2 separate regions of the Mus musculus genome follow, and region 2 is linked to region 1. The links are chromatin loops, found by intact Hi-C in ENCODE. Cell type or tissue: left cerebral cortex. All regions are shown on one strand. Each heading gives the region's core, and the rest is flanking DNA. Links, peaks and the distances in the headings are about the cores only. Region 1 overlaps LOC108168726. Region 2 holds the start of Fam107b (family with sequence similarity 107, member B).

Region 1 (16,295 bases), core at 4,551-9,550:
ATTTACCTCAGGACAGAGAATTAAGGAGCTATGGTCCTACTACCCCCTTCAGGGGTATGTCTCCAACAGTTAGAAAACCTCCCCCTAGACCTCACCTCTCAAAGGTTCTACCACATTTCACAAGTAACAAGCTAGGACCAAGGCTTGAACTCACAGGTCTTTGGGCAATGTTCTAAATCATAACTATAGCGGCCTCAATGAAGCAAGAGTGTGCAAGACTGGATGTTGATGCCTGCTCCAGCCCTGCCAATTGTCAGCATGGGACTAATAATACCAGCTCCAGGCCTGTCTGATCTCCAGCATGTGCTCGCTCTCTTGTATCCTTGCTGGCTTGTTGTGTCTACACCATGCAGAGCGTCAGTTCTCAGGAAACTAGGCTGGAGAGTGTCATGTCTTCGAGGCCAAGACAGACACATACAATTTGAACTACAAAGCATGCGTGTGGTCACCATAAAGATGCATTAGCTTATGTCACAGGCTGTGGAGTGTCAGAGAAAGGTATAGCTTAGCTGCCTGGGAGATGAGAAAATCTTCATGGCTCGTAATGGCAGGAAAGAGCTGTAGTGAAGCCATGGAAGCTGGGACCACTGTGAGCAGACAGAAGCAGGAGGTGCAAGGTGCACTGAACACTAAAGGGGAGTGTGAGAGAAAGCTAGGGATGTGTGGCACCCTGTGTAAACACTAAGCAATGGGCACTGGTCTTAGAGGAGGCATGGGGGAATAGTCTGACCCATACTGCATGTGTGTTGTCCAGAGAAACTCACCAGTTAATATTCTCACAGACTGACATACAGAGAGAGCTTTATTGTGATGGCTTAACTAAACAAGAAAATGCCCTCATAGCATGCCCAGAGACAGCTTTACCAGCAACCCTGGCATCCCTTAGTCCTGAGGAGGAGACACATAAATTAACTCTTGTGTATATTGTGGAGTATCTGATAGCCATGATGCAAACATTTACTTAATTCGTGAAGTTGTGTAAGCCTCTAGAGGGACTAAAAGTTGCCCATCCTGAAGATTTGTCTGGCAACAGTGTTGGGTCTGGATTAGGGTACTTTTTCCTGTAAGTAAAAGGATAATGGGATCACCTTAATGAGTGAACAAACAAACACAGAGATGGAACTGAAAATCATTATAAAAGTAATTCAGGCCCAGAAACCAAATATTACATTCACAAGTGGACCAGTGACTTTAATTCATGGTGTGTGTGTGTGTGTGTGTGTGTGTGTGTGTGTGTGTACATGTGAGTGTGTGTGTGTACATATGAATATGTGTATATACATGTAAATGTATGTGGACATATGAATACGTGTGTATATGTGTGTACATATGAATGTGTGTGTACATGTGTGTATGTTGTGTACATGTGAGTGTATGTGTGTACATGTGTGTATGTTGTGTACATGTGAGTGTATATGTGTGTATGTGTGTGTATGGGTGTGTATGTATGAGTATGTATGTATTGTGTGTATGTAAGTAAGGCAATAGGTTATGAAACTATAAAGCGGATTCTGAGAGATGGAAAAGAGGTCTTAAGAGGGTTGCAGGGGTGAGGGAGAGGTTACAGACATGGTATGTCATGAAGCAGAACAGAGGCTTCTGAGGAGGAGACCAGTGTGGGTGTGAATCAACAAAAACAAGGTATGAGACTGAAGAGATGCTCAGACAGTAAAGTGCTCACCACTCAAGCCTAAGGACTTGAGTTCAGTCTCCCAGAAGGCAGGTGAGAATGGCAGGCACTGGTGTGCACCTTTAGCCACAGTACCAGGATGCTACAGATGAGAGAACCCATCTGGCTTGCAGACCAACCAGCCTAGCCAAATCTGGGAGAGATTCAGCAAGAGACCCTGTCTGGTAAAAAAGTGTGGAAAGTGATAGAGAACGACCCAAAACCAACCCCTGGCTACCACATGCATGTATACACACGTGTTCACACATACTCATAGCCATACATGCATTTGCACACACAAAGGAAAGCTATATGTATGAACTATTATAATAAAACCTGTTACTTTGTATGCTATTTTTGTTGTTTAAGACAAGGTCTTGCTCCATAGCCTTGGCTGGCCTGGAACTCACAGAAATCTGCTTGCCTCTGTTACCCATGTGCTGGGATGAAAGGCTTATAGCACCTCAACAAGCTGCATACTAATTTAAAAAATAACAATTGTGGTGGTTTGAATAGGTTTGACCCCCACAGATTTTTGTGTTTAAATGCTTGGCTCATAGGGAGTGGCACTATTAGGAGCTGTGGTCTTATTGAAGTTAATATGACCTTGTTGGAGGAAGTGTGTCACTGTGGAGGCAGACTTTGTGGTCTCATATATAAGCCCAAGCTACATCCAGTGTCTCTTCTGCTGCCTACAGATTAAGAACTCTCAGCTCCTCTAGAACCATGTCTGCCTGCACACTGCCATGATGATAATGGACTGAATCTCTGAAACTGTAAGCCAGTCCCAGTTAAATGTTGTTCTTTGTAAGAGTTGCCTTGGTCATGGTATCTGTTCACAGCAATGAAACCATAACTAAGACAACAATAATAAATATTAAAGAAAACAATAAAGATCACTTTGATGCAGGGAAATCACTGACTGAAGTCAAACGCAATGCAGAAGAAAAAAAAAATCAGCTGCTGAGGAAAAATCCCAGAAGAAAGACTAGTCTTTGAAACTAAACCATTACTATAATAATATTATTTTATTTGGGGCAATTCATGGAACTTAAGAGTGTTGTTGTCATAGTGAAGGTGTCTTAAGACTGGCATTGTCTAGGGCACTTTGGGGGTTGAAAGAGCACCTGGCCCCGTTCCTCATAACTTTCTTTTTTTTTTTTTTGTTCTTGTTTTTTTTTTCCATTTTAAATTAGGTATTTAGCTCATTTACATTTCCAGTGCTATACCAAAAGTCCCCCATACCCACCCAGCCCCACTCCCCTACCCACCCACTCCCCCCTTTTGGCCCTGGCGTTCCCCTGTACTGGGGCATATAAAGTTTGCGTGTCCAATGGATCCACCCCATAATCAGCATCCAAACGCTGACACCATTGCATACACTAGCAAGATTTTATCAAAAGGACCCAGATGTAGCTGTCTCTTGTGAGACTATGCCGGGGCCTCATAACTTTCAAGACTCAAGAAATATGGAATGGAGGCTCAGTCCCTTACAGAAGCCTGAAGGCAACTGAGCGTCTATATCTGACTGGATGCAGGGAAAGGAACTAGTGATGACCTCAGAGGAAAGTCAATTTTTAAAAAGTATGTGTTCTGAGGCAATGACTCGCTGGTCAAAACGCAGGGATTGCTGCTCAGGTCCCCAGAACCCACCATATAAATGCCAGCCTAGGAAGTGGAGACGGGATTCCCAGAGCAACCTGGCTAACAAGACTGGACATGTGGGCAAGCTCTGGGTCTAACTGAAAGACCCTGCCTCAATAAATACGGTAGAAGAATGCTTTCGAATGGTTCTTACATCTCCTTCAGGCCCCCACATGCACACATGTGTACAAGCACCCACACATGAGTACCAGGTACATGTATAAGCGTGCACATAGGCACACATGAAAATGGAAAAAAGAAAAACAATTGGAGGTGCTGACTCAGACGTGGCAAACATGCTGGTTTGGTGGGAAGGAAGTTAAAGAAGCAGCCTCGTGTGTGTGTGTGTGTGTGTGTGTGTGTGTGTGTGTGTGTGTGTGTGTGTCCCGAGCTGAAGCATCGTGTGTAGAATGCTGGACTACCCAGAACATCCATCTTCTGCTGTGAGCAACAGTGACACACTCCTTCCCAGATGTTGAAACAGACTGAATAGCCATTTTCCGTTGGCAGCTCCAGCAGCCAAAGTCATATGAGTAGCACAGGCCTTAGGTACTCTACGGTCCCAGCTGGCACAGGCCTTAGACGAACTGTAGGCCCAGCTGGCCACTTGGAGGCTGATTGCAAAAAGAAAACGATGACAGAGAAAATACAGTCTTGATCTGGCTTCCCGGAAGGCACAGCACAGCAGCCAACATGCTGGGTGCACATTCGTCTCACGTCACCTGGAAGCTGGCTCCTGAGGCTCTGCAGGAGCAGGAGCTTCATCTTGACAGAAGGACCAGAGGCGGTTACAGTCATGTTTTCCCCCGGAAAAAAAGTCTCTGTATTTCTATCTTTTAATGAAGGTCTCTTGGAGTAAGAGGTTTATTCTCTGTCAGTCTGTTCTCTCTCTCTCTCTGTCTGTGTCTCTGTGTCTCTGTCTGTCTCTCTCTCTCTCTCTCTCTCTCTCTCTCTCTCTCTCTCTCTCTCTGCCTCTCTCTCTCTCTCTGTGCATGTTTTGTGTGTGTGCGGTTGGGTACACATATATGTTTGGGAGTGTGCATATGGAGGCCAGAGTCTATCCTCAAGTGTCTTACTCAATCACCCTCCTTTTAATTTTTTTTTGGGGGTGGGCACAAGGTCTCTGCTGAACCCAGAGTTCACTGACCTGGCTAGATTATCTGTCCAGCAAGTCCCTTCTCACGCCTCTACTTCCCCTGGACTGGGATTAAGGTTCACACTGCTGTTTCTGGTACTTTTAAATGGGCCTAGAGAACTGATCTCAGACCCACCCTTATGAGTCTGTGGCGAGCATTTTACCTACTGAGTCATATCTCTAGCCTGAGAAGTTCTTCAATGTTCTAATCTCACCTCAAGTTAAACAAAAGAGAGCATCCATCATCTGTTCGAAAACAGACTCTCAGGAATTCAGGGCTCCAGGCTGTGGCAATAGCTGCCCTCTTAATGGCACAAATAAAAACCCTTCTGCTTGTTTTATTTCCAATTCTCTTATGTAGAATGTTGCGTACATTTCAAGAATGTGTAGGGATTATAATCACTAAAATGATTTCGTACACATATTTCATGAAGTCCTCCTAAAAACAAAGAAAAACACAGAACTTACATACAAAACTATTATAAGGTTTGTGTCTGTCTGTCTCACTCTTTCTCTGTGTGTGTGTGTGGGGGGGGTTACACATACATGGCTATGCAGGTATGTGTGCACATTCATGGGGAAGCACACACAGGAACACACACACACACACACACACAGGAAGGCTATAAAATGAATGAACCCTAAAGATATAACACTAAGAGAAATCAAACATAACAAAGATAAATGCTGTACAGCTCTAGTCATGTGTGATACTTATATACAGACAGACAGACAGACAGAAAGTACAGAGGACCTAAGCCAGGGCTGGAGTAGACTGATTCACGGGAATAATTTAAGCTTTGAATTGAAAGAAGTTCTAGAGATGGGTAGTAGATATGATTGGAGTTACTGAACTACACCATTAAAAATGGCTAAAACATTTTATATTATGTATACACACATGGCTTGTGCATACACACACACACACACACACACACACACACACACACACACAAAGAGTTTGGTTCTCATTCACTCAGGGTCCCCCTCTCAAGTGATGCCGTAGGCTGCCATAACCACCTTTGACCTACTGTTCCATCAGGACATTCTCCTCAAGGACATAGAGAAGGACTTCCTCTACTCCTCTGCACTCAGACAGTATGTGTGTCCACATACCTGCCAAGAAGCTCTAGCTGGAACTGTGTCACCAGGATCAAAGGAATAATTATCCCCTGAAGGATGTCAAGAGACTGCAGAGGGGAAGCCCTTCCTGCAGAGAAGGAGGCTCTCCTCCTACAGCCGCGAGCTCAGCTCCAGGCATCTATTGACATTCAAGGATGCTGGTCTCATGGAGGACTAACCCTCTAGTGCCTTCAGAGGACTGTGGCAGCTAGGAGAAACTAATGGACCACTTTAGCACCTTAGCTGGGCAGTCCCCAGTGCTTTCTCTCCTTTTCTGTCTCATTCTTCAGTCTATTAAAAAAAAATCTCTTTTGCTGCTTCAGCCACAAGCATGGCTCTCACCCCTTACATCATCATATTGGTGAGATATGCAGACATTGTGAAATTTTATTTCAAAATACCTTTTAATAAGAAGTCATGAATCTCTTAGTGAGTCCCAGCATCTAGGGGCAAGCTCAAATTCATGAATAAAAATGTGCAAATCCAGACCTGGCTGTTGAAGGCACAGCATCCGTTAATAGTGACAAATGGCACAGCCTTTAGCTCCCAGTTACTGACAAGCCAGCCACCCTCGAACAGTCCCAATGCTGGCAGTTGCTCTAGCGTCTGCCCAGTCTCTTACTTTTAGGAAGTGTGAACCCCAGATCAACTTGACCATTTCCCTTTCGCTTGACTCCATGTGCATCTCAGACACACATCAGCCATGAAGACATGTCGGGGTGCTTCCCATTTATGACCAATGGTGTCAACATGCCCTGGGGAGCAGGCTTTGAGACCATTGGCAAGTAAAAGACACATTTAAACATTAGCTACCAGCCCTAGCAGTACATTTGATGAAAAAAATGAATTAATAAATTGGATTCTACTAAATTTTTCTTACTGTGTGTCCATGTCCATGTGGATTTGTGTGTGCCTGTGCCGGAGATTGGTATCAGAGGACTTCTTCAGTCACTCCTTCACTTAGGTTTTTGATACAGGATCTCACTGAACCTGGAGCCAAATGATTGAGTGGGTCTGTCTGGCCAGTGAGCCCCAGGAGATTGTCCTGTCTCCTTCCCCAGCCCTGGGGTTACAGACAAATGCTGGTGGTTTACCTGGGTATTTTATAAAGGTGACAGGAATAGAATCCCATTCTCCTTGCTTGTGCAGCAAGTACTTTGCCACCTGAGCCACCTCCCAGGCCCTAAAGTTAAAATTTTCTAACCTGTGAAAGACCCTGTTAAGAAGACGACAAGCCACAGACTGGAGGAAAATTTGCAAAACACACAGCAGGTAAAATTCTGGTGCTCAATATACATTTAAAAAAACTCTTAAAATATAACACCAATAAACACACTATTCAAAAATGGGCAGAAGACAGCGAGGCATGGTGGCGCACACCTTTAATCCCAGCACTCAGGAGGCAGAGGCAGGCAGATTTCTGAGTTAGAGGCCTGCCTGGTCTACAAAGTGAGTTCCAGGACAGCCAGCGCTACAGAGAAACCCTGTCTCAAACAAACAAACAAACAAACAAACAAACAAACAAACAAAAAATGGGCAGAAGACCTGAACAGACACTATGTCAAATAAAAAATCCAGGTAACGACCATGCAAATGGTCACTGGAGAATTGCAAATAAAACAACAATGAGATACTATGGAGGAGGGGGGCCTGGAGGGTTGGCTCGGTGGCGAGGAGCCCTAGCTCATCTTTCAGAGACCCAGAACCCACATTGGGCAAGTCACACCAGCCTGTAACTGTAACTCAATGCCCTCTGCTGGCCGATATGGGCACTGCACTGTCATACACAGATACCTACACACACACACACACACACACACACACACACACACGAGAGAGAGAAAGAGAGAGAGAGAGAGAGAGAGAGAGAGAGAGAGAGAGAGAGAGAGTTTGTTGTGTATTTTTTTAAAAACATAACACTTTAAACCTGTTAGAAGGGTTATAATCCCCCACACTGACAACACCGAGTGTTAGCAAAAACAAGAACAAGAAGAACTTTGAGTACTATTGGGAATGCAAAATGGTACAGCCACTTAACAAGACAGTTTGGCTGTTTCTTACAAAATCTACATAATCCTACAAAATCACATTTCATGTGATCCATCAACCTCACTCCTCAGTGTGCACCAAAAACAAGTGGTACCACGTCCTCACAAAACTCTGCCCATGGAGGAGACTTTACTCATAATTGCTAGACATTAGAGCCACCTAGATGGCCTTCAAAGGAAGAGTGGATAGCTTGTGGTTTCGTCACACAACGAATTATCATTTGGGAATTTAAAGTCATGAGAAAACAATGGGAAAATGCCAGCTGTAGATCAATATGTAACAAAGCTGCATGCTGTATGCCCCTAACCACGGCCAAGAATCTCTGAATGACAGGATGCGTGCCGAGAAAGTGTCACTGGGTGATGTTGTCACTGGAGAGCTGTCACAGAGTGTGCTCACATAATCCTAGGGGGTGCAGCCTGTTATACATCTAGGCTACATGGGATGGCTTTTGTTCCCAAGCCACAAAGTTGTGCAGCAAGTGCCGGTGACTGGACATGATTGTACAATGGTGTTTTGTATCTAAGCATAAGAAAGGTACAGTACGCATATAGAATAGGGGCTGGAAAGCTCAGTGGTCCAGGGCACTGTCTACTGTTTCAGAGAACCTGGATTTGATCTAAAGCTTATGCATGCCATCTCACACCATCTGTAACTCCAGTCGCAGGGAGATCTGATGCCCTTTTGTGGGCACTGGGCACACATATGGTATACAGACATACATGCAGGCAAAACACTGATATATAAAATATTAAAAGAAAACAGTACATGAGATTTTGTAAATGGTAAACTTGCATAAAATTCTTCCCACAACTAGAGCTTAAATTGGTGATGGAATATGTCACCACACACTCATTACACACACTCACACAGGCAGACATATACACAAAAATAATTTCTGTGGTGAATGTGTAGGTGAATGGAGAGTGTGAAACCCTGGACCACTGCTGTATTCTGTAGACTGTTGACCAAATTCATAGAAATTTTTTTTCAGTAGTAAATGAACCTGAACTAAGTATAAGATTTCATGTCACATACTTTTAAATTTTTAATGTTAAATTTTTTTAAAATCTCATCTATAGGTACTGCCTTTTCACTCCTCCTCTCCCACCTCTAACTCCTTCCACTTGTGTACCTTCAATTTCACATTTTAACCCTTTTGTAATAACCATTTCAAATATATCTGTATATTTTGTTTTCATATTCTATCACCATATTATTCTGAAAGTGTTTTACTTTTTAATTAAAATACAATTAATCATTTTTCCTCTTTCTTTTGTTCCCTCTGGTTTCTCCCAAATACCTTTCTCCCTTACTCCCTCTTGAAATTATTACCTCTCTTTCTTGTTAATGTTTTACACACACACACATTGTCTATATATGTGAATATATATGCATATATACGTATATATATATAATCTTCAGTGCTTTCTAAGCACTAGGAACAGTGATTGTGTTGTAGACATGTCAAAAGATAGTGTTGCATCTGAGCGGGACTATTGGTTGCTTCCTTGCTTAGAAGCTTACATAGCACCTTCCAGAACTGTGAAAGCTAGTCTTTGGGGAGGTAGATTCTTTTTTAAAGTATGTTCAGGGCTAGAGAGATGGCTCATCAGTTAAGAGCACTGGCTGCTCTTCTAGCATCCACATGGCAGCTCACCTCTAGTTCCCAGGATCCTATGTTCTCTGTGGCAACAAGCATGCATGTGGTGTACTGGTTTACAGGTAGACAAAACCCCCAATGCACATTTTTAAAAATTACAACAACAAATACGAATAGTTTTCTAGTTTTTAAGCCTTTTAAAATAAAATCTCTCTCTCTCTCTCTCTCTCTCTCTCTCTCTCTCTCACACACACACACACACACACACACACACACACACACACACACACACGACAGCATGTATCTCTCTTCTTCCTTCACAGTACACTGAGAGATCCTCAAGGATAATGAAACTCATCTCTGAGGTGACAAGGTCTTTTCCTAGCTCCCTCCAGAGTTTGTGCTTGGAGCGCTATTGAAGAATTATCATTCTGTTCAGAGATATGCCTGCAGTGGATTACTTTGCTATTTTCTGGTTTTTGTGGTTGAACTGTTTATAAGCAGACAGAGGACCATAAACATTCGATAAACACTCTTCTCAATAAGTAAAACCTTTCTGGATTGAGATGAATGTTTTCAAACTGTGTTTTAAGATTTCTTTATACTTATTTTATGTGTACAGGTGTTTTACATGACATGGGCATGTAGTGCTGAGGAGGCGAGAGGAGGGCAGAGATGCACTAGAACCAGGGTTATGGGTGTCTGTGGGCTACTGCATGAGTGCTAGGAAATGAACTCTGGCCCTCTGCAAGAGAAGCACATGGGCCATTAGCTTCTGAGCCATCTCTTTAGCCTCCCCATCTTCAAACTTTGTAAAGTATTTGAGGTCTTTAAAAATCAGCTAAGCCCTTCACTGTGGGTTTTCTTGGAAGCTCTTTTTCTTCTCCCTCAAATCTCACTTTTCCCTTGCTTTACTACACAGTTACAGTTCTAACAATGTCAGTCAGTCATCCAAAATCACCTCTCAGGGCTCCTCAATGTCATCCTGTCCACTAAAATTGCTCATCATCTCAGCCACAGCTCTGTTGAGTTTTGCAAATGTGTCTTCATCAAGTAATTCTTGAATGCCTCCTCAAGATGCCTCTCACATACTCCCTGATGACATTACCTCAATCCCAGGCAAGGCACTGAGTGTTGTCATAGATTCTGTTATTCTTCCAGAATTAATCAATGTCTTCTGAGCGTCTGCCTCACTTGTAAAAATAGCCGTAATGAAGGTTCTCCCCATGTAGCCAACCTTCAAAGCTGCTATGATTCCTCAGCCCATTGTTTGGATCAAAGAGCTATTGTTAAATGGGGAAGCTACTAGATCCTTGGAATGAAGATCATTAGTAAGAGGAGACTATGCTGGAGCATTTTTAACAACAAGCACATCTTGAAGAACATGTTGCTCTCCAAACATTCTTTCTCCATTTTTCTGCTATGGCAATTTAAGGAGAGTGTGGGCTTCTTGGAAGACATGCTGGACCAGCCCTGATTTCTTATTGCTCCACTAGTAGTGTGAGCTACTAATCTGGGGTAGAGGAGTCCACATTCTCATTAAGCCAGATCACAAAATCTCTCTATCTAGCCTGTTACATCATGCCTATTATGGTCTGGTCATGAAGTGTCTGTCCTCCTAAAAGGCTCATGCCCCTGATGCAAGCAGAGTTCAGAAGTGGCATTTGGGAAAATGATTGGCTCATGAGGATTCTGACTTCATTAATGGATAAACACAATATGGTTACTTGGGCATTTGTTACAGCGATGAAAAAAACCTGAATAGCATAGCTCGCAAGCAAGACTGTGTCTTTGTCTCTAAATCTTTTAAACCTACATTGGCTGAACCCCTTATAGATGAAAGCCCTTTCAAGCATCTCTTCACAGCATAGGAGGCTTCTCCCCAATGAAGACTGTGCTGCTCAGCCATCTTCCCACCTTCAACTCCTGGAGAGGTTCCAGATTTTCTTTAGCTGCCTTCCTGTCAGCACTTGCAGACTTGGGGAGACCCTCACTAAATCACTCTCCCTTTACACAATGAAGAATGATCCTTCAATCACTTGAGCTACCCAGAGTTAGTTGGAAAGGTAGCATCATAGCTGGGTGCAGCTGTTTCTGTCGATATCACAAACGAGCATTTCGATTTGGCTGTGTTCATCGCCATGTTGATGAGATGCTGTTTAGTCCTAAATGCAAGTCTCTAGAAGTTTCTTCATATCCTTGAATTTCTGCCAGTCTCATTGCTTTCAATGAAGCAAATCCTTTCTCACAGCTTCTATTACTTGGCTTTTGCTCTTCAGGATCACAGCTCTGGTGGGGTGGGGCATACCTGACTGGACAGGACCCACAGCTGCTTTTCCACTTTCATAGTCCTTGATCAATGTTAGCTTCATTTGCAGGTGAGCCACTCAGTGCCAGCTCATACTGGCAACACTAGTGCTGGAGATTTGGTGCTTAAGGGTCACGATGAGCAGAAAGGTATAAGATTAAAGCAATCCCAAGAGAAAAATGAAGCCATCGAGATACCCAATCAATAGGAGACACACGAAGCTGTTGCCAGCATAGCACCGCAGAGTATCCCATAATAAACATTTTGTTAAACAGGAGTGCACCCAAGAAAGGCAGTGCAAACAGATAGCATAACAAGTACATACCCAGCCGTACAGTCTGTATCATGATCAAGCATCATTTATTACACATAACTGTGTATGCTGTGCCATTTCTCTATCCCCACATGAAGCTTTATTCACCAGCATCACCACAAGCGTATGTGAAACAGATCTCACAAAGACTGTAATGGCTGTGGTGCACTGGGTAATGTGAACTCTAAGACTGTGTATGTCTAGTCCCTTGTCCACTGAAATACTATGCTTCACATGACCTTATATACAAAATTGGAAAGGAAAAAACAAATAGGTGTTACCGTAGCCTTGAAGGCAGGTGTGAGGAATCAAATGGGTGGGGAACAGGAGAATTTTAAAGCAGCTAAATTATCCAACACAATCCCATGAATTTACATTGTGTTGCTATCAAAAGCACACAGAAGAGGGCTCAATAGATGGCTGATGGCCCAGATGTTAAGAGTACATACCACTACTGTAGAGGACCTGAGCTCAGCTTCTAAGACATCTGCCTATAACTTCAGCTATAGAGGATCCAGTGCCCTTTTCTAGCTTCTGAGAGTGCTATACTCTGTATACAAACCCACACGCGGACTCATATGCAACTAAAAAATCCCACCCAGAGAAGCTTTTGACAATTGGGTTACTGGGGGAGGTCGAGTCAGTTTTCCTTGGGAATGTGGGCTGTTGGACTAGTAGGTGCTCCTATACCCACAAGCACACATAGGCAGCACTATGTGGACTCAGTGAGTTGTTCTTTGTTTCTAAGAGCCATGAAATTGGTAGGTGAAAGGTATGTAGTGGATATATAAAGAAGGAGTCAGAAGAAAGATAATAGCGATAGATTAATCAAAACACATTAAATTCAGGGATAAAATTCCCAAAACAATCAAAAAGAGATTTAAAAAAAAAACAACTTTTTTGAAGACTAGACACAGAAAATAGGCTCCTCCGAGTGAGTTCTAAAACAGTCTGGACTTTAGCCAGCCCTACTGTATCTGCACTGCTCATGGATCATTACGGGAAACGTACCCTCTGTTCACTCAAGATTTCTCTAAAAGTCTATACATTTAAAGAACTTACAGAGGAATCCATAAACAGTACTGAAGCCTAGGCCCCACCTCAGATTCTGATTAGTTTCTAGTGGCCACATGGGTTCTCCTGAGGAAGTCTGATGCTTAAATTCACAAATTATTGACAAAGAGTATGAAATCCCTACCAACACCCACTTCTGTGTTTACCGAGTTAAGAAACAAGACTTTGAACCCTTAGTTGGTCAGCATTACCTAAGCGCACAGACTCGGGCTGGAGAGGTGGCTTAGTGACTGCAACACTTACCTTGCAAGTTTGAGAACTGGAGTTTGGGTCCCTAGCACTCATTTAAATGCCTGTCTAGCATGATAGACCACCTGTAACCCCAGCATTTGGGGAGGTAAGTCAGAGGACCCTTAAGACAAGCTGGCTAGGTTAAGATTAGCAAGGTCCAAGAGCTCTGGCTTTCTGCAAGATCGTGCCTTAGACAATGAAGTTGAAAGTGTTATCTCAGAAGACACCCATCGACAACCTCTGGCCTACACAAACATGTGCACATGCACACAGAACAGAAAAATGTACAACCATAATACATACACACTTATGCAGAGCTCCACAGACTTATTTTACTAATAAAAGGTCAAAGAAGTACAAATGAAATGACTAGAAGCTAAGATCATTGGCACAGGATCTAAGGTTTAATGAGTTACCTAACTGGTCGCAACATTGCTGAAAAAGGCTTAGGGTGCAAAACTGTCAGAGATGCTGAGGGGTGTGTGTGTGTGTGTGTGTGTGTGTGTGTGTGTGTGTGTGTGTGTATGTGTGTGTGTGCATGCTCGCATACCTTGAAGTTATTTTTATTGGCGTGATCAGAAAGAACTTGAACCCAAGTAAGGGTTTGTTTGGCAATCTTGCTTTAAGCAATTTCCTTAAGAGCGGTGGTCACTAAAAACTGTGTTCAGTGGGCATCTTAGGGAAGTGGTTCCCAACCTGTGGGTCACAACATGAGGAACTGTATTAAAGGGCCACCGCATTAGGAAGGTTGAGAACCACAGCCTCAAGGCTTCCTATCTTTTTCCTGCACTTTCTTTCCTGTCTTCTGGATTTCTGCTACAGCCCAGTCCTAGGAAATGGAGTTTCAGGGTGGTCTTGTTTCTCCATGTCATCTCCCCAACACCAATCCCCTGCTATGATTTGCCTCAGTGTACAGGTTTAGGGTTTCATTACAATCCATGTTCTCACCTGGCTAATTGGGTTAAGCAAACCACATTAGGGTAATGGAAGATAATGGATTATTGTGTTACCCTTCTCTGCAACTGACAACATGCATCAAATGTCTGCACAATGCTTCTGTCCATGGCCCAGGGATTCCACAGAAGTCTGCAAGCTTTCTCTATAAGTGTGTTTGCTTTATAGTATGGACAGTGTAACACAGAAAGCAGGTGATTCCTCACACAAAAAGGTTACTGTAATCATGCGCCATTCTGGCTCCAAGGTGAGGGTTGAGGGTGCCCACTGAAATACAGAGGGCAGGGCTCATGCTGATCCCTTGCTGTTTCTACAATGAGAAAGTGGGGTACAGGGAAAGTCAGGCTTCATGCTGGTTTTCCCTGTTCCATATCAACTCTTTGGAAACACAACATGTTAAAAGTTAAAAAAAAAAAAGAAGAAGAAGAAGAAGAAAGGAAGGAAGAAAGGAGGAGAGGGAGAGGGAGGGAGGAAGGAAGGAAGGAAGGAAGGAAGGAAGGAGCACATCCCAGGACCAAGAATCTGAGGCAAGTAGATCTCTGTAAGTTCAAGGTCAGCCTGTTCGATAATGAGTTCCAGGCCGACTAGCTCTACATAATGAAACCCTCTATGGGAGGAAGGAAAAGAGGAAAGAAGGAAGGAAGGAAGGAAGGAAGGAAGGAAGGAAGGAAGGAAGGAATTAAAAAGAGGAAGAAATGATGGTGGAGAAGAAGGAAGGGGAAGAGGGGTGAGGAAGGGAGGGGAGGGAAGAAGAAAAGAGGAAATGATGGCTGGTAGAGATCTTGACTCAGAATGAATTAGTAGCTAGAATTTTAAAACAAGATAAAAGTGGCTGGGACTATAAAACCCAGGCTAGGGTGGCTCAAAAATCCCTTCTGTCACACCTCAGTGGTCTATGACATCCAGCCTGGCGGTCTTTGATAGAAGGCAGAGGAAATTCAGATGGTGTCACAGGGAACTCACAGCCTTGAACCAGCACCACAATCCTACCTGAACATCAGACTCACTCCCAGGATGGGGAGTTGGGGAAAATAAGGCAAATTTGAAACATTGAACATTTATCCAAACAAACCGACTTTAAAGACTATTTTGACTGCAAAAATCTGGGAAATGTTTCCTTTCCATCTCAAAATAGTGTTAGAGGTCAGAGGAATACGATTATAGCAGTCCTTGAAAATAAACTCTGTTTTATGACTTCTCCTTGGTAGATATGTTCACGACAGACCAAAGAACTGATTCTGTCCAAGTCCAGGGAAGTGATGAGTCTGTTGGGTTAACTTTCAGGAAAATGAGTAAGGAGTTACTCACAAGAAGATGGGTGACTCGAAGACAACCGCAGCACCTAAAAGGCTGGCTGATAACTCACAACAGCTGAGGCCCTAGAGCTCTGTCCTGCAGGCAGCTCCACAAAAGATTAGCATCGTCTTGAACAACTGTGAAGGGTTCCCTGATAGGCCCGACACAGCAAGCATGGAGTTGGCAGGTCTTCTCTTTTCCCCTTCCCTCTTCCGTGCTAATCAGTCAAGATTCCATTCCTAAAGCTAGCCCCCAAGGTCCATTTCCTTATTTTGGCCACTTCCTTATTCCTAACACTCCAAGGTCCAGCTATCAAGATTCATATTTTGATTATACTGGCTAAACAGGACTTACAAACTTACCCTAGCACAGACTTCCCTTTTCTCCTTAAAAAACTCACTGCTTGAAAAAACAAACAAACAAACAAACAACAACAACCCTGCTGCTTGCTGTCTGCTTGCTGTCTGCCTTTGCCTGTCCCAGAGGCAGAGCCCAAACTTGTACCAACTGCCCTGCTTGCCTCTCCAGGGTAATAAATCTCACTTGTGCTTAGAACTTGGTGGCTGGAAGTATTCTGAGCTGCTGAAGTATAGATCAGTATCATCCCTTCAAACCATGTGCTACTTTTATAAACTTAGGGCATACCCTTGTGAATCCTGTTACCTTCATGGAGTTCCTGAACTTCCTAAACTTCCTGAGCTTCCTGGAAGGGATCCTTTTGGCTTCCTGGTACTTCTGCACCTTCACCCTCCTTCCACAAAGGAGTGCTTCACTTTGGAGGAACTAGCTATAAATTCCTCTCTCTTCCTTCAATTGAGGGGTGCAGTGTTACATTTCCATGGTCATCAGATTATTCACACATGTGGCCAAGTTCTTCCTCAAGAGTGAATGAAGGAT
Region 2 (16,295 bases), core at 5,333-10,332, 85 kb before region 1:
AAACTTAGAACAATGTGGAGCTAGCGAAGAGTGTCTTAGCAGAGACCAAGGGTGGAATCTGGGTGTAAAGTCTGTCCTTATTCCAAACATCTCATGGCTGTTAAAAAGCCACAGCTCATCAGTGCTTACCCAAGCTAAACACACGTGACCAACTCCGAGCTACTGCTGTGAATGAGTTGTTGAAAATGTCTTCCACAACTCCAGAATACTTGTAATACATAAGGAATCCTTCTTCGATACAGGATATGAAATCTTCTAATAGGAATGTCACATAGATAGAAAAAAACTTGTTCAAATATGTACTTGGCACAAAGAATATCTAATGCAATTATATAATCATCTTTAAAAATGTATGATGCCTAATTAAATTCCATCCAGTAACAGTAAATTCATAAATAGCCTCAGGGTACTTCATACAAAAATGTATTTCTGGTAAGCATCATATTTAAAACATAACTCAAGCACGCAGCGCTGCCTAATGGCATAATTATGTGCTTTTAATCTGGTGCCACTCTGATGTTATGCCTAAGAAAACTGCCCCATAGAAGGATCGCTTTAAGATGCCATCATCTCCATGGGGCAAAGCCAAACTGAAAATCCACAACAAACACTTTTCTTAAAGTTACAAATTAAGATTTATCTGCAAGCCTATGTTCTCAGCCCTCTCTGAAGCTGAGCTGTGCAAGCTTTAAATACGCAGTCAGTAGAGTCCAGCAGGATGGGATGGGAAGAGCCAAAGCCTGGACCTTACCTCAGCCTCTCGCCCTGGACAGGCTCTTTAGTCCCTCAGCACTTCAGGCCCCTCCCTGATCAAGCACCAACCACAGACGCACCCTCATGGAATCACTTAGAAGAACACGAAAGATAACAATGTTTACAGAGCCGTGCATCGGTGAGTACTATTTTTATTAATGTCATCTTAAGGTACATCCTAAGGATGCTTTTCCCATCAGCAGAGTACATCCTTCTAAGAAAGGCCAAGAATGCCCCTTAAAAGCATATGACTTATAAAACATATAAAACAATGAGTGGGTCTCAAAAAACACTAACTAGCTGAACAAAGTCAACCCAATGGTATACTGTATGACTCCGTTTGTCCAAAATTTCTGAAATGGAAAACTCTGTGGAGACAGAAAGTGAGCCCTGGTTGCCGAAAGCTGAGAATGGGAATGGGAGCTGACTGTGGAATCTAAAACTGAATCAGGATGGTGGCTGCCAAGCCTACAAATTATGAAAAAATATGGAACTATACATTGATAATGGGTACATTCAATGAAATGTAAATCCAATTTCAACCAAGGTGTGCTGTGAAAAAGACATATATTCACATGAAACCACACCCATCTGCCATCCTCGTTCAGAGGCAGACAGTGGAGCCAACGTGAGATGAAAAGGCGGAGGGTCTCAGGTGTGTCCCATCTCCACTTCCCAGCCTCTCCCAGCACAGCCTCTCACCTTCTCTGCTCCTTGGTTTCCCCATCTCTGATACAAGAGTAAAGCAGTACTAATCTCAGAGAGCACAGTGTATTATAGAGACAATTCTCAGCCATTCGTTCTCATCCAGAAAATGACATCATCGTTTGCCTGGTGTCTGGGACCATGTGTCACTCATGATTCTTCTGCTAGCCAATATCAACTCCAAATAATTAGCAAGTCATTGTGGCCCTATCTTCAAAATATACGATCCAGCTACTGGAGCATCTACTTCTACCAACCTTCCTATGCCTGTGCCGGATGCTCAGGCACCACGACTCACTCCAGAGCCACAGACAGGCAAGGCCTGACTCTTCCAGCCCCTTCACAGGACCCTCCCATGGGGTCTGTATCAGCAAGTTTCCTCACCAGAGGGCCTCATCTGGAAGCCTTGCTCCTGACCACCCACCTGGCTCCATCCACATTAGCCTTCTTGTGGTTCCTTCTATAGCAAGCACCCATGGATCTTAGCCCCTTTGCTCTACTCAGAGAGACTGGAGTGGGTTGCACAGACTTGTTGCATTTGTTCAAAACTCAAATAGGACCCTCACCCAATTAAAAGCATCACTTCCTCTCCAGCAGGTTGCAGCCCTGAGCTGGGCTTGTTTCCCTGGCAGCACAATGAAAGAGCTACCTGGTCTGTGTATTCATTTACTGTCTATCAACACTAGCATGCTAACTCCAAAGAAGTCTGTTCTAGCCCCAGATCCTAGGGACTGCCATATGGACTAGAACACATCAGCATTCCTAAATACTGAATGAACAAGGTTCACTCTACTACACAGGACACGATCAAAACCTTTGAGTTGGTAGTAACTATGTTGCTATCACTGTATTTCACAGATAAGAATATAGGATCCCTAACGGCCCATGTCAAACTTTAGTGTATAACATTTCAGGTTCCATGAACACAGAGTAGCTGAACTGGTCACCACAGCAGGACCTATAGGAAATGTATTGTGTTCTCCTTATCTGTCCAGGCCCTGTCTCCTTACACCATCTCCTAAGGCGTAGCCCATGCTCTGAGACACTCCCCACCCAGGGCATGCTCTTCTGCAGCCACTGACCCGCATAGGATGCATCGTTAGTTATAAAGGACATGGGGGTAACATAGGCAGAGAGATAGAATGAACTCAGCTAACAAAGGAGAAAGCTCAACAGCCTGTCTCAAACCATGCACTAACTCCCAGGAAGCTGGGCTGTAGTCTAGGCTTCTCTCTTTCAGGCATGCTATACTGCTCTGTGCAACCACTGAAGAAGAGAGAAGAAGAAAGAGTGTGGAGGAGAGTGGACAGGACAGAGGAAAGGAGGAGGGAGGGAGAGACTGCGGATGAACTTTGGTCACACTTGTGCCCACAGTGATACCTATTTCAAATGACATCAATTATTGTAGGGGAGGCACATTATGCATCTACATAGAGATGTCCACGATGGCATTCTTAACTTTGTCCAGGACATAGGAATTTTCATCTCTCTACCTTGGAAACTCATAAATAACCTGTACTCGCTGAAGACTATGGGATTTTATCCGGTGAGTATGCAAGTCTTTAAGTCTCATTAGCATATATCAGGCAGCTTAGAGACCTGACTTTTCCCTTCCCTCTCAAGAGTGCACACCTTAGGAACATTGGTGTCAGGCTTCCACGGCCTTCACTCTTATTTTTTTTTCTTTTTTTTTTTAATTAGGTATTTTCTTTATTTACATTTCAAATGTTATCTCCTTTCCTGGTTTCCCCTCCGAAAACCCCCTATCCCTTCTCCCCTCCCCCTGCTCACCAACCCACCCACTTCCACTTCCTGGCCCTGGCATTTCCCCATACTGGGGCATAGAACCTTCACAGGACAAAGGGCCTCTCCTCCCATAGATGACTGACTAGGCCATCTTCTGCTACATATACAGCTAGAGCCAAGAGTCTCATCATGTGTTTTCTTTGGTTGGTGGTTTAGTCCCAGGGAGCTCTGGAGATAGTGGTTAGTTCATATTGTTGTTCCTCTTTTGGGGCTGCAAACCCCTTCAGCTCCTTGGGTCCTTTCTCTAGCTCCTTCATTGGGGACCCTGTGCTCTGTCCAATGGATGGCTGTGAGCATCCATTCTGTATTTGTCAGGCACTGACAGAGCCTCTCGGGAGACAGCTCTATCAGTCTTCTGTCAGCAAGCTCTTGTTGGCATCCGCAGTAGAACCCAGATGTCCCTCAACAGAGGAATGGATACAGAAAATGTAGTACATTTACACAATGGAGTACTACGTAGCTATTAAAAACAATGAATTTATGAAATTCTTAGGCAAATGGATGGGTCTGGAGGATATTATCCTGAGTGAGGTAACCCAATCACAAAGAACACATGATATGCACTCACTGATAAGTGGATATTAGCCCAGAAGTTCGGAATACCAAAGATACAATTTGCAAACCACATGAAACTCAAGAAGGAAGACCAAAGTGTGGATACTTGGATCCTTCTTAGAAGGGGGAACAAAATACCCATGGAAGGAGTTACAGAGACAAAGTTCAGAGCTGAGACTGAAGGAAGGACCATCCAGAGACTGCCCAACCTGGGGATCCGTCCCATAAACAATAGCCTTCACTCTTACAGACCTCATTATGACACTTCAGGAAGGAGGCCAAAACCTGAGTGCAAGAAGAGAAGACAACATGGACATCCTAACATCACAGCCAGGTAATCTTTAAAATGCTCCAGCGAACATGACAAGAAGAAAAGCAAGGTGAAGAGAGGGATGGAGCCCTGCCCTCTTCAAGCATCCCTATGGCGCCCATGGCATGCTGCCTTACTAAAACGCTCAGTTACAAGGCTGCGCGCAATGCCGACTCTGCTCCGAAGCCCTTAATTGGGTTTTTTCACTACTGAAGTTCTTGACAGACTTGGAGAAGAGCCCTCTTTAGCTAAATGGCTGGGGAACCATAACTAACTCTGCAGATTGTCCTTCCTTTCTGCTCACAGCTTTGCTGCGCTGCTTCGACGGGGTCCATTCACTCTGTTTTTTGCTGTGTTCTGGGTGTCACAGCCACGAGATCACCCCTAAGGCCAATAGCATAGAGGCTTCCTGTTCTCTTCTAGAAGTCTTGTGGGAACACCTATCTATCTACCAACAGGTTGCAGGTTTTGGATCAATATAGTATACACTTACAATAGAATGCTACTCAGCCTACAGTATGCTACAACCTTAATCTTGAAGGTGTCATACTGAGGGAAGGAAGCCCATTGCACAGGAGCCAGGGGTGCACAGTCACATTTCTATGAAGTATCCAAGAGTCAAGCTCACAGACTCAAAGGGAAGAATGACAGCTGAAAGAGGCTGAGGAGAGAAGAAAAGGGGACTTCCAGTCAACAGCCGTAAAGTTTCAGTCAAGCTATCACTTTTAGAGAGTAGCTGCTCAGAACCAAGCCTGTGGTTAGCAGTAACACACACGACCCAGGTACTCTCCTTTGTCTGCCTCCCTGAACCTAGATTACAATCATCCCCTGCCCAGGGGCTCTGTACATGGGTGCTGGCAAGCCGTTCTCAGGTTCTCATGTTTGTGAAGGAAATGCTTTACCAACTGAGCCATCTCTCAGCGCCCTATCATGACAAACTTTTAAGTGCACTTTTACAAGGCCACAGACACTGACAGGAAAGCATCAACAACTTGGTGATTGGCCAAGTCTCAGGGACCATGCCTTGGAATGCCACTGCCTCAGGATGGTCTTTACCTACCGCATCATAGGAGGTCAGTATTACCAAGTTCACATTAGCCTCACAAATTAGAAAAGTTCACAGGGGCTATGTGACTTACTTAGAGGTCATCAAACTGTAAGCTGTATTCTCTCCTGTTAGAGAGAAGTCTTAATAACTCATTCTTAGGAAGCTTACAGAGGCCCCGCAAATTCCCTAACTAAAGCTTTCTGTGTCTCATGACCAGCAAAGGCTTAATCAACAGCAGCCCAAGGAGGGGGGCTGAGGAGGGCCTCCTTAACCCCTGCAGCAAGCTCTATTGCTGCTCCATGCCTGTGGAGTGTGGAGTGAGTATTACTGTCATCAATGCCAGTGCACATGTCCTTTGTGATCTCACATAAGTCACACATACACACACACACACACCACTACATACGGCAGGCCAACCACAGGCCCAGCTGTACAGCTGCTCGTCGCCTGATACTCCACTTTGAGTGACATCTTTGCTAGAACTGTCCGGCATTCCTCTGCTTTAAATGCAGCCCTATCCCCTCTTCCTTCCTGTATTCCAGCTGAGTTTGGGAACACTCTCAAGCCAGTATCTATTTTCCCACAAGCTCCTCTAGCTGTCTCTTCATCTGTAATAGAATTTCCAGAAATGGAGGGAAACACAGCTGTAGTCTGCTGATCTCTGTGTGACACCAACACTCATTTCTCAGAATCTCTAAGTCAGGACACCACATCACTACAACAATTGACTCCCTGATGGCCCTACTGACCCCTTCAGTGGGGACAATGAAGCTGCACTAGAAACTGTCCCAATATCCCAGCCAAATTCTAGACAAAACACAGCAGTCTACCTCATCAGTTAGTTCAACTATGCCCAGCTAGCCCTGGGCAACTCATGTTCCCAGGGTATCCCAAGTATCTGCCTTACAGGATTAGGAACGTATTCCCCATGTTTCCCTGTGGTTTCTCTCATTCTTCCTAAAGGAGCTTAAATCAAACAGTGCTAATTCCTATTCACAGCTCTGAAAGTCTCAGCTATTAAATAACGTGGGGGTCACTTTGTACAATTCTTAAAATATCATCCTCACATACTCTGCCACAAGGACCAAGTTCATCTTGTTAACTACAACAAACTCAGTGTCTGGCCTCCTCCAGCAACCTCAGAAACAGCCCCCATTGATTTACCATTTCCAAAGGTAACCCAAGTCAGTTTCCCAAATAAATGTATTCTTTCAGGGGTGAGGCACCGATGGATAAAAGCATTCATCCCTTTAAGTGCACTCAGTAAGTACTCACTGTGAGGAAAAGTTCAGATGGAAAAGGCCCAGCACTTCTCCACAGAAAGGAAAAGAGAAAATAAGAGATTGCTTTAAACAGGAAAAGCAAGAAGAGGAAAAGATTAGACCGGGGAAGACACAAGGCTATGAGTAGTTCCCGTGGGACCAGCTATACATAGATCTTCACTCTACAGTAGCTTTCCCAGTATGGAACCAGTGAACCCCAAAGCTGGCCAGTTTCTCTCCCCAGTACTTCTAGACTCACCAAGGTATATATGGACTTCCACAAACATCTTAAAATCCAGATCTCACTGAACCAAACTCCCAAGTCTGAGTTCTCAAACCACTCCTGCACAGCGTGTTCCAGAGGGAAGGGGCTTTTAGACATCAATAACCCCAACTAAGCCACAGTATTCAGTCTGTGTCCCCCCTTTCAGTGGAAGAAAAAGTTTTCTATCCCTCAGTCTCACAGAAGAAAAAAACAAAACTGAAAAATGAAAAATCCTTCTTCCTTTGCTTGCAGCATTTTAAACAAAACTCGGAGCAATTAGTCAATTAGTAAGAGCACCTGCCTTCCTTCTGGGCAAGAACTCGATTGCTCTGGGTGTGTCTCTAGAGTACAAGTCTTTTATGTACTTCAGGAGCGGGCTCTCCAGCAACAGCTCTAGCCCTACATGGGACTCCTAAAGTCTGAGCTGAGGCCCAAGCTGCCTGTACTGCTCACACAGCCCAAAGCCCTCAGAGGGGTAGGAAATGAGACTGGGCACACGGCTGTTTCCTCCTGGACCTTCCATCCCACTCGATGCTGTTAGGAAGTACATGACTAGAAAAGCAACAGAAATCACTACGGAGGGCAAAATATTCTGCCCACCACCTAGGGGACAACCCTGCAACTACTCCAAGTGTGCATGCATATTAAGGAACCCAAAGCAGATGAAAAACTGCAAATGGGACCTGACAGCACACTGTCCCAACCTCCTCCTATGGTGTCTCCTGCTTCAGAAATGACTGCAGAATACTTCATCATCTCTTGAGCACCCTGCCTCTAAAGGGCTGTCTCAAAGGCTTCTTTCTGCTTTGCATACTAAAGAACTCAAAGACCAAAATTTTTACAAGGGGAAAATATAAGTAATGACAAAGATGTCCACCGGCCAAGTACGTAGCTGAATGGCCTTTTAGACACTCGAAACTCTTCACTGTAATGAAAACATATTTTACTTTCTCAACACAAACTTTCTGAGATGTGCATGAGGCACATGGAAAACACGGCTAGTCTTTCTACAGGCAGCTCTTTCCATCCTGGATTTCTCAGGATTCTCAGAACTTTTCACAGTAAAAACATTTATTTACCTTTTAAACGGTCCCAAGCTACTCCTGATATATATCTATCTATATCCATATATGGATATATGTGTGTGTATACAGATATAGATTTAGATATACCCATACAAATATATATATACATGATAAAGTCTTTTGTGTTATCTCCAGTGAAGTGCAAAGCACATTACTTTCCCTTCATCTTCCCGCCTCTCCCTTCTGAATAAATAGTTACTGGCAAAGCTCTGAGAAAATATATTCCAAAACAAGTTGTTAGTATAATCCTCTGTGAAAGCAGTAAAAGGAACATTGCAAAGTTATCATTATTAAATGTCATGCTTTAGACAAGTATAAAGGTTAGGAATTAACAATGTGTTCATTTAGACTCTCTCTCTCTCTCTCTCTCTCTCTCTCACACACACACATACACACACACACACACACAAACTTCCCTGCCACCTATAAAGCAAATACACCTTCATCCTCAGGGTATGTGTGGGTGGTGGCCACATGAGTGACCTATCTTCTGGTTTTTAATTTATCACAAATATATATGATTATTAATTCAAAGTTGTAAAGCCTGAAACTCCAAACACTAAGGAACCGTCCCTAGACAGGCATCTCTGACAGGATTTAGAGCAACTTTAACATGTCCAAATGCTAGTGAGGTAGCATGCCTAGAGAAAGTGTACCTGTTAGCAGGGAGGCTCAAATTCAGAAAGTCAAGCCAAACAGGGCTCCTTCTGTTCCCCTGTTGGCGCCTCCAGTATCACCCCCCATTCTGACTAAGTAACCTCACTTAGCAGTCCTGGACAAAAATCTGAGAAGGGATTGGGATGGCTGGTGTGTGCACTTCATCCTCTCAACAGGAACTCTCTACATTTCAAAGAGAGCTGGGGACGCTTCACTTCCAGCACACATGTCAAAACTTGGCTCTTATACACCAGATTACCTCCCAGTCATCCAGAAATGTTTCAGGAGGCAATCACTGAGTCCCCCAAAAATGTGGGGACTTCTGCGCTGACATCACCCAAACCCCCTGGCTTGACCGGACTCCAAGAGGCACAGCAGAGTCCAACATAGAAAAGTTACTTGCAGACAGGAAACAGTGTCACTACCACCTTTCAAAGCAGCACGACCCCGCCTTTGTCTGCCGGGTAGGAGCCGGCTTCGGGACGCTGACCCTGTCCTGCTGCCGGGACAGGCAAGGCGGGCATCTGGCCCGGGGCGCGCAGCCACTGCAGCCTGGGTCTTAAGGTCTGGGTCTGCAGGGCCGAGGATGCAACAATGAACCAACCAAGCAGCAGCCTGGATTCCCCCCTCTCCAGGGGGCCCCTCCGCCCCGGCGCCCCTCGATCCGGGCCGCCGCCCGGGCCCTGCACCCTAGACCTCCCCAAGCAGCGCAGGGCCACCAGGCTCCCCGCTGCTCGCCTACGCCCGAGGGACCGCATACCCCAGCCCGCCCTGCAGGCCAACGACAGGGTCCCCCAGGCCGGGGTCAGACACCCGTCGCTTTCTCCCGGCGGGCGGCCGCCTTGCAAGCCCCTCGTCTTTGTGTGAGAAGTAAGTGTGGGGCCAGCCTACCTCGCACAAAGGCGCGCTGCTCCCTGGCGCGCTCCGCTGCTGGCGTTGGTACCCGGCACCTTAGCCACCGAGGTGGCGAGAGGGCGGTTCCGACGGCGGTTGCAACGCCGGAGTAAGAAGCCCGTCCGGCTCGGGGCGGCTCTCGCACCCGGCGGCCTCGCGCGTCAGAATTAAGTGGCGGGGCGGGCCGGGGACGGGGCGGGGCCGCTGAGTCATCACTAAGTCACGCCCAACTCCTAGGCCACGCCCCCGAACGGCCGACCACGCCCCCCGAGCTTTCAGCCTTGCTTTGCCCTAGTGGACTCAGATGAGAGCTCTGGATCCTTGGTCATGTGGCAGGGGCCTCTGTTGTGCGGGTTTACTTTCCTTTGCTTGGGTGCCCAGGAAAGGACCAGGAAGGTGGAAGGAAAAGTTGTCACCTGTCTAATGGAAGGTGTCAGCTGCAAGTTCACGGGGCCCACAATTTAAAATTCATTATGCATCTGCTTTTGAGTTTATTTCTCATCTTTCTGTCTCTCCTTTGTATATGTGTTTCTCTCTGTCTGTCCCTCTCATGCTCTGTCTCTCTGTTTGTCCTTCTCTTGCTCTCTCTGTTTCTCTTTCTGTTTGTCCTTTCTGTCTCTCTGTGTCTTATGTCTTTATGTATCTGTAGCTCTCTTACTGTGTGTCTATGTCTCTATGTTACTGTGTATCTCTTATTGTATCTCTGTGTTCTCTCTCCTTTTTGTTCTCCCCCACCCCTTTCTCTTCGGTCTGTTGAAACCCTGCCAAATATTTTTTTTGGAAGAAAATCAAAAAAGGAGTTTGTTATAATTACATAAAGTCACAGTCAACTGAAGGCTCAGAACCCACTGACCTGGGCTTTCCTCTCCACCCTCACCAAAGGGCAGATGGAGAATTTAGATCAAGGAAGGACTGATCTGATCTTTAAAAAAAAAAAATCTAATTTCATTCTCTAGCTCTCCTGAATTGTTTCCCTGCCCTACCCAAAATTCCAAGGGTGCCATTTACATGAATCACGAGTTCAGCCATTTACATGAATCACGAGTTCAAAAGCAGGCCCTGTCTCAGGGTGAGAACAAGGCCAGCAGGTTGATGGATTCCATACCAAAGCCTTTTCATTTTCTTGGCAACAGATGACTAAGGATTTATTTATTAGGAAACTTTTCTGACTCAAAGAGCTTAGGTCATATTTGCACAGGGGGAAAAATGCTGTCAGTGGATTTCAATGAGCAAATTACCTATTCCAAATGTTTCAGTCTTACAGAGTCCTCTTAGCCAGCTCCTGGGCATCCTCCCAATCCAGGAGCAATAGACACACTCACCCCAGGATTCACATTACTTCACATTAGTCTAAAATACAGCACGTAATAGTGATAACTTTGCAATATTCCTTTGCCGCTTTCTCATAGAGGTAAGCCAACAATAATTTCCTCAGAGCCTTCCCAGTCCCAGGGGCTCTCTGCTGTGCTTCACTCGCAGTCTTCTGCCATTCACCCCCATGCATGGAGTTTCCTCTCCCCCTGATGGCTCCCTAGTCTCCAAGCAGAGGGATCCTGCCTAGACTCCTACCCCTACCCACACTGACATCAACTCCTAAGTTCTGAATAGGATGAGCAGCTATCCCCTCCCCATCTCCGGTAGTGCCCACCACACTTGCCTCTGGGCTCTGTGACCACAGTATGGTAATGGTGTTCTAACTGGTCCTAGCCACCATTGTGTCAGGGTCCCAGCTGCTTTCTGGGTGAACTTTTAAATCAAAACTGATCCACCACTGCTGTTGCTGCAGCAGGTGCTGCTGCTGCTGCTGCTACAATATCTATTGTTTTAGCTATTTTTCCTGCCATTTTGACAAAACACCTGATAGAAACAGGGGAAGGAGGGTTTACTTGGGCTCACAGTTTCACAAGCTTGTGTCCTTCCCGGTGGCTGGTGTATCCAATGGTGACTTTACAAATGAGTGTCCAGAAGCAGACAAGAATAAGAGTAGAATAAGCTGCCAGTTATCATTTTCAAAAGCCCACTGCTAGCAATCTACACCCTGAAAATACCGTAGCCCCCCAAGCACCACCACTGGCTTAGAACACACACTGAAAGCATGAACCTCTTAGGAGCATTATAGATCCAATGTCTAATGTGTAACAGGTTCCCAATTCCTGCTACAAGGTGAAGTTCAAGCTGCTTAGTGCAGTCCTCCAAAGGAAAGTACCCTTCCCTGAAACCACCTTGACCATGGTCCCATGCTCTTCCTACACCCCTAAGCACCTGGGGCTCTGCTCAGCCACTGTGCTGCTGCTCTGTGACCACTGACAGTGGGATTCTGCCTCTGCCTGGAATACTTCTAACCACTCCCAGCATCCAAAAGTCTCGCTGAGTCTAAGGCTCCTCTGAAAAGCCTTCCCTGACCTGCTCTAACTGAATGGGTTCATTCTTCCCATCTGACCTGAGCACAGCATTGTAATTATCACATCACTGTTAATATGCACTCCCTGAGAGCATTTTGCGCCTGACATATAAGCTTATCTATACATCCTTGGGCTTAATTTAGCATGTGCCATATAAGAAGTGCTAGGGCCTAGATTGTATTCTCTCCTTGATATACAAATTGAAATCCTGACTACCCCTATCCCAATGGAGCAGTTTGCCAATAGTCCCTAGATAGAAGTAATTTCAGTAAATGGGATCATAAGTTTATTATTAGTGACTCTCCCTGTTGCTGAAGCAGGATACCTGGAAGGAGCAATTTCAGGAAGAATGTATTCATTTTTGACACATAGTTCAAGGGGACATAAATACCTCTATAGGAAAGGCATGTAACAGGGGTGTGAGGTGGCTGTTCACACTGTGCCAACCATCCAGAAGCAGAGAGAGATGAACGCTGGTACTCAGCTCTTCCTCCCTTTAATGTGGTCCTAGACCACAGCCTACGGAACAGCATCAGCCACATTTCAGGTGGGGCTTCTCGCTCAATTAACCTAACCTTTATAACATCCTCACAGATATACCTCAAGGCTTGTCTCTGGTGACTCTAGACCCTGTAAACCTTACAGCCACTATTAACCATCAAGACAATCTTATAGGAAGGAAAGTGACAAGCTCCCTTCTCCTCCCAATCTCTCTCTCTCTCTCTCTCTCTCTCTCTCTCTCTCTCTCTCTCTCTCGTTCTCTCTCTCTCTGACACACACACACACACACACACACACACACACACACACACACACATAAACGGATACCCGGACAAATGGACACACAGACACAAGGACACAAAGAGAAGACAGCCATTCAGAAACCAGAGGCCTTACCAGAAAACGATCTTTCTGGCTTCGTGACTCTTACATTCCAACCCCCACAACTGCATCAAAATAAAGTAAAGGGCCTTATATTCATATACCTCTCAGTCTGTGGTATTCTTGTGTGGCTGCCTGATCAAATGACCTAAGAAGCATTCTTTGGACTCTCACTTTGGTAAGACGCTATCCTACCAGTGCACCTGACTTGTCCCTCCAAAACAAACTGGACCAGCGTCCATGATGCCAAGCCATTGGGTAGACTGCCTGAACATGATAAGTGAACCTTCCCTGCCCTCTCAGAGAAATGGAAACATATGGTTTGTTTGGCCATCTGAGATAAAAAATGCCTTCAAAGCCTGCCCTGTGGTATTGGGTACCACATCTTCTTTAACCCCAAAACAAATAAGAATGAGAGAAAATATTTACTTTGATTTCTTTTTTAAATTCAATTGACAGTAGACAACAGCCTTGTATGAAATCCACTTTAGGAAGCCAAATGCCTCACAACCCTGGGGGAACCACAGGGTTCTGATCCAGGTAAGCTCAAGTAAACTAATTTAATTTGGTTATCCCTAGAGCCATTGTGGGCAGACCATGGAAATAGGGCTTTAAAGTTAGAATCATTTATGTTCACAGCTTCACAACATCCATCACAGTGCCGGCATCACAGTTAGTGGTGATCAGTGCTTGTTGCCCAGGTGAACCTGGAACTTCTGAGAACAGCTGGACATCCTAGAGTACCCACTCCATGGGGGGCCTTGGTAGACTGGCTATCACCAGATGAAGCACAAAAGGAAAACTCCTCTACAGGGTGTTCTGAGTCACCTAACCCACCATGATGACAGATCCTCTCATCTTCCATTACTGGAAAACGTATGTAGTCACCTGCAACTTAGCACTCATCCATAAGGTCACTTGTGAACTTGGCATTAGTCTTGTGCACTTACTGTGATATGAGGGAGGAACCTCAAATTGATTCCCCAAAGAAAACTAAAGAAAGATAAAAATAAGCATTTGGGCATTTGGGGGCATAAAGTAAAGCAAAATCAATTTGGATTAAGACATGCTGGGTTTTGTCCTTTTTTTTTTTGTCATTTTCATTATGCATCATCATGCAGCCCATACTTTGTATCCTAACCATCATGTGAGGGGGCTCTGAAGAAAGAAGCATAATTGTGCCCTAAAAGAAGTTAATCCTTGCATATGTAGAAATCTTTACTATGTCTCATGTGAGTTAATAATTCACTCAAAAAAAAAAAAAACCAAATACAATTTTCATTTTGAAATCCTATGTGGAAGCCATGACTTTTACCCATATCATATTTTCTAATGTCTACATTCATTACTTAATGCATTGTAACAATTATGTCAAACCTTGGGTCTTAACATAAAGATGAGTAATTTGCTCACAGTGCTGTGACAACGTAGACACGGCTCAGCTGTGATGTCTCCATCCTGTTCCGTGTAGCCTCTGTTTGGCTCTGTCATTGGAGGGCATCCAGGGATTGGTTTGCCCTGAGTAGCCTTGAATGCCAGAAGCTGGCTAACACTGTCAGCTTGGTCACTAACCCTGTTCACTAGGTCCTCAGCATGATCATCTAACTCATCACTAGTGGCAGAGTCTTTCTTCCCATACTACTTTGGAATATACATTGCAATCCCAAGCTCTTCTCTAGCTATAGATGCCTTTGTGTAGTAATCGGATGGAGGCAATACTCAACTGAGGACCAATCTTCCCAAATGACTCTAGTTTATGTCAACTTGACAAAAACTAATCAATAGGACAATCGAGGGGAATAGTCTCCAGAGATGTATGCTAATTAATAAACAGCCCAAAATCATTGTACATTAAACCCACAAGATAGGTTTGGTAGGTCTGATAATTTATTGTTGGTCTTATGTCCTAAACTGATAGACCAACAAAAATATTAAATTTCTATATATTTGTCTCTTCTTTAATAACAATGAGAAAGGAGCTAAAGAAGAAAGGCTTTAGACAAGACATAAGATTGATTGGGTTGTAAGCCAGTAGGTATCTAAAGTTCATTCTATAGCATATTAAATACCAACATTGTGGGGCTGGAGAGATGGCTCCGTGGATAAGAATGCTGACTGCTCTTCTGAAGGTCCTGAGTTCAAATCCCAGGAACCACATGGCGGCTAGCAATCATCCGTAATGAGATCTGACATCCTCTTCTGGTGCATCTGAAGACAGCTACAGTGTACTTAGATATAATAATAATTTTTTTTTAAAAATACCAAAATTGTAAAGCAAAGTACTGGAGACTAAGTGGTTTAGAATACCACTCATATATCCCTCAGCTCAGATCCACCCTAACTAGTTTCTCTGAAAAAAAAAAAATCACAAAGAAAATTCAAGATATTGACAGGGTTTGTGGTCACTCTCCCAGTCATGGAGCCTAAGGTCTTCTTCTAAGCTCATTTGGATCGACGGCAGAATTTTCTGCCTGTGCTTGCAGCACTAAAGTTCGTGGGGGTTTTGCCGGTTGTCAATCAGAGCCATTCAAAGCTCCTCAGATCTTCCCACATGCTTCAGTGCATGGCCCTTTCCACCAGTAATCTAGTAGTGACTTGCCAAATTCTGCAGCATTTCTAATCAATGGCTTCCATTTTAGCCTCTAGTGAAAGGTCAGATCATCTCCGTGTCTTACAACCAATCAATATGAGGCCTTCCCTGAAACTTCAAAATTCCATCACAAGATGAAATGGTTTGAAAATGATTTGAGCTGTATCTTCCCAAAAAGCTAATGTGTTGGAAGTGTGGCAGTGGGAGACTGAGGACCACTAAGAGATGGAGCCTCATGGGAGGTCAGTAAGTCATTGGGAGCCTGCCTTCAGAAGAGATTCTGTGAGGTCAGCCTCTCTGACTTCCTGTTTCAAGATGTGATCTCTTCCTCCCACACATAGCCCAGGTTTTGATGACATTTAGTTAGCATCAGCTCTGACAGAAATCAAACTGAGCCCAATTGATCCTGCACTTTTAGCTGATAAACCCCTGAAGTAAATGAAACTTGTTTGTTTGTTTTTTCATAAAATTATCCTGTTTTAGATATTCCATTATGGTAATGCAAAACTGACTAATACACGACAGGGCATAGTTTATGGTAGAAGAAATTGAGAAAGATATGGGTGCTTTATAGGTCAGCAATTTTTGAGGATACTTTAGAATTCCATCCATACAATTATGCACATGGGTAGACTGGTACAGAGGCAGAAAGACAGTCTCCATAGAATTTCTAGAACTTGGATCAGCAAGTTGGGTCGGTTGGTAAAGGTGTTTAATGCCAAGCCCAACAACCTGAGTTTTATCCTTAGAACCCAAATGGTGGAAAGGAAGAAAGAAGCGCCTCCTACATGTCGCCATTTGACCGCCACAGGCACAGAAAATAAATAACATCAAGTGTTCTGCTTTAAGTAAAGACCTTAAAGAAAGGAGCCCTGGGGATGTATCCTGCAAAGAGTTCAGCAGTTACTCAGGTAGACCAGAAATCCAAGGACTCAGAATGCTTGTGATGGTGATAATTGGTTAGACATATTTCTATTCAGTCACCCAGACTCCACAGTTGGACATGTAGTAGTGTTCACTGAGCCCTGGTGACCTCAATACAGAAAAATGGGAAAAGAAAAACAAAGTTAAGAATATGTCA

What was found. Hi-C counts contacts between places; a loop is a spot of excess contacts. Peaks named below come from ENCODE experiments on the same cell type or tissue, not always from the same donor. Only the 100,000 strongest peaks of a DNase experiment are listed, where the experiment ranks them.
Region 2: it touches region 1 in a loop (1.8-fold over the local background); 1 of 42 quality-filtered maps calls a loop at or near these places.

Annotation. Positions count from the first base shown.
Region 1 is chr2:3,620,931-3,637,225 of GRCm38, reverse strand. All of the region lies in intron 1 of LOC108168726, which reads right to left. Among named protein-coding and RNA genes, the nearest start is that of Fam107b, 84 kb to the left of the region's middle. In left cerebral cortex, for the core only: a CTCF peak has its summit at 7,301 (motif pointing left); no DNase peak of the experiment used is centred there.
Region 2 is chr2:3,706,679-3,722,973 of GRCm38, reverse strand. Fam107b (family with sequence similarity 107, member B) reads right to left here and starts at 9,516. Exons shown (of 4, transcript NM_025626.4): 1 at 9,338-9,516. In left cerebral cortex, for the core only: CTCF peaks have their summits at 7,328 and 9,640; a DNase peak (open chromatin) is centred at 9,568; H3K4me3 peaks cover 1,439 bases; H3K27ac peaks cover 353 bases.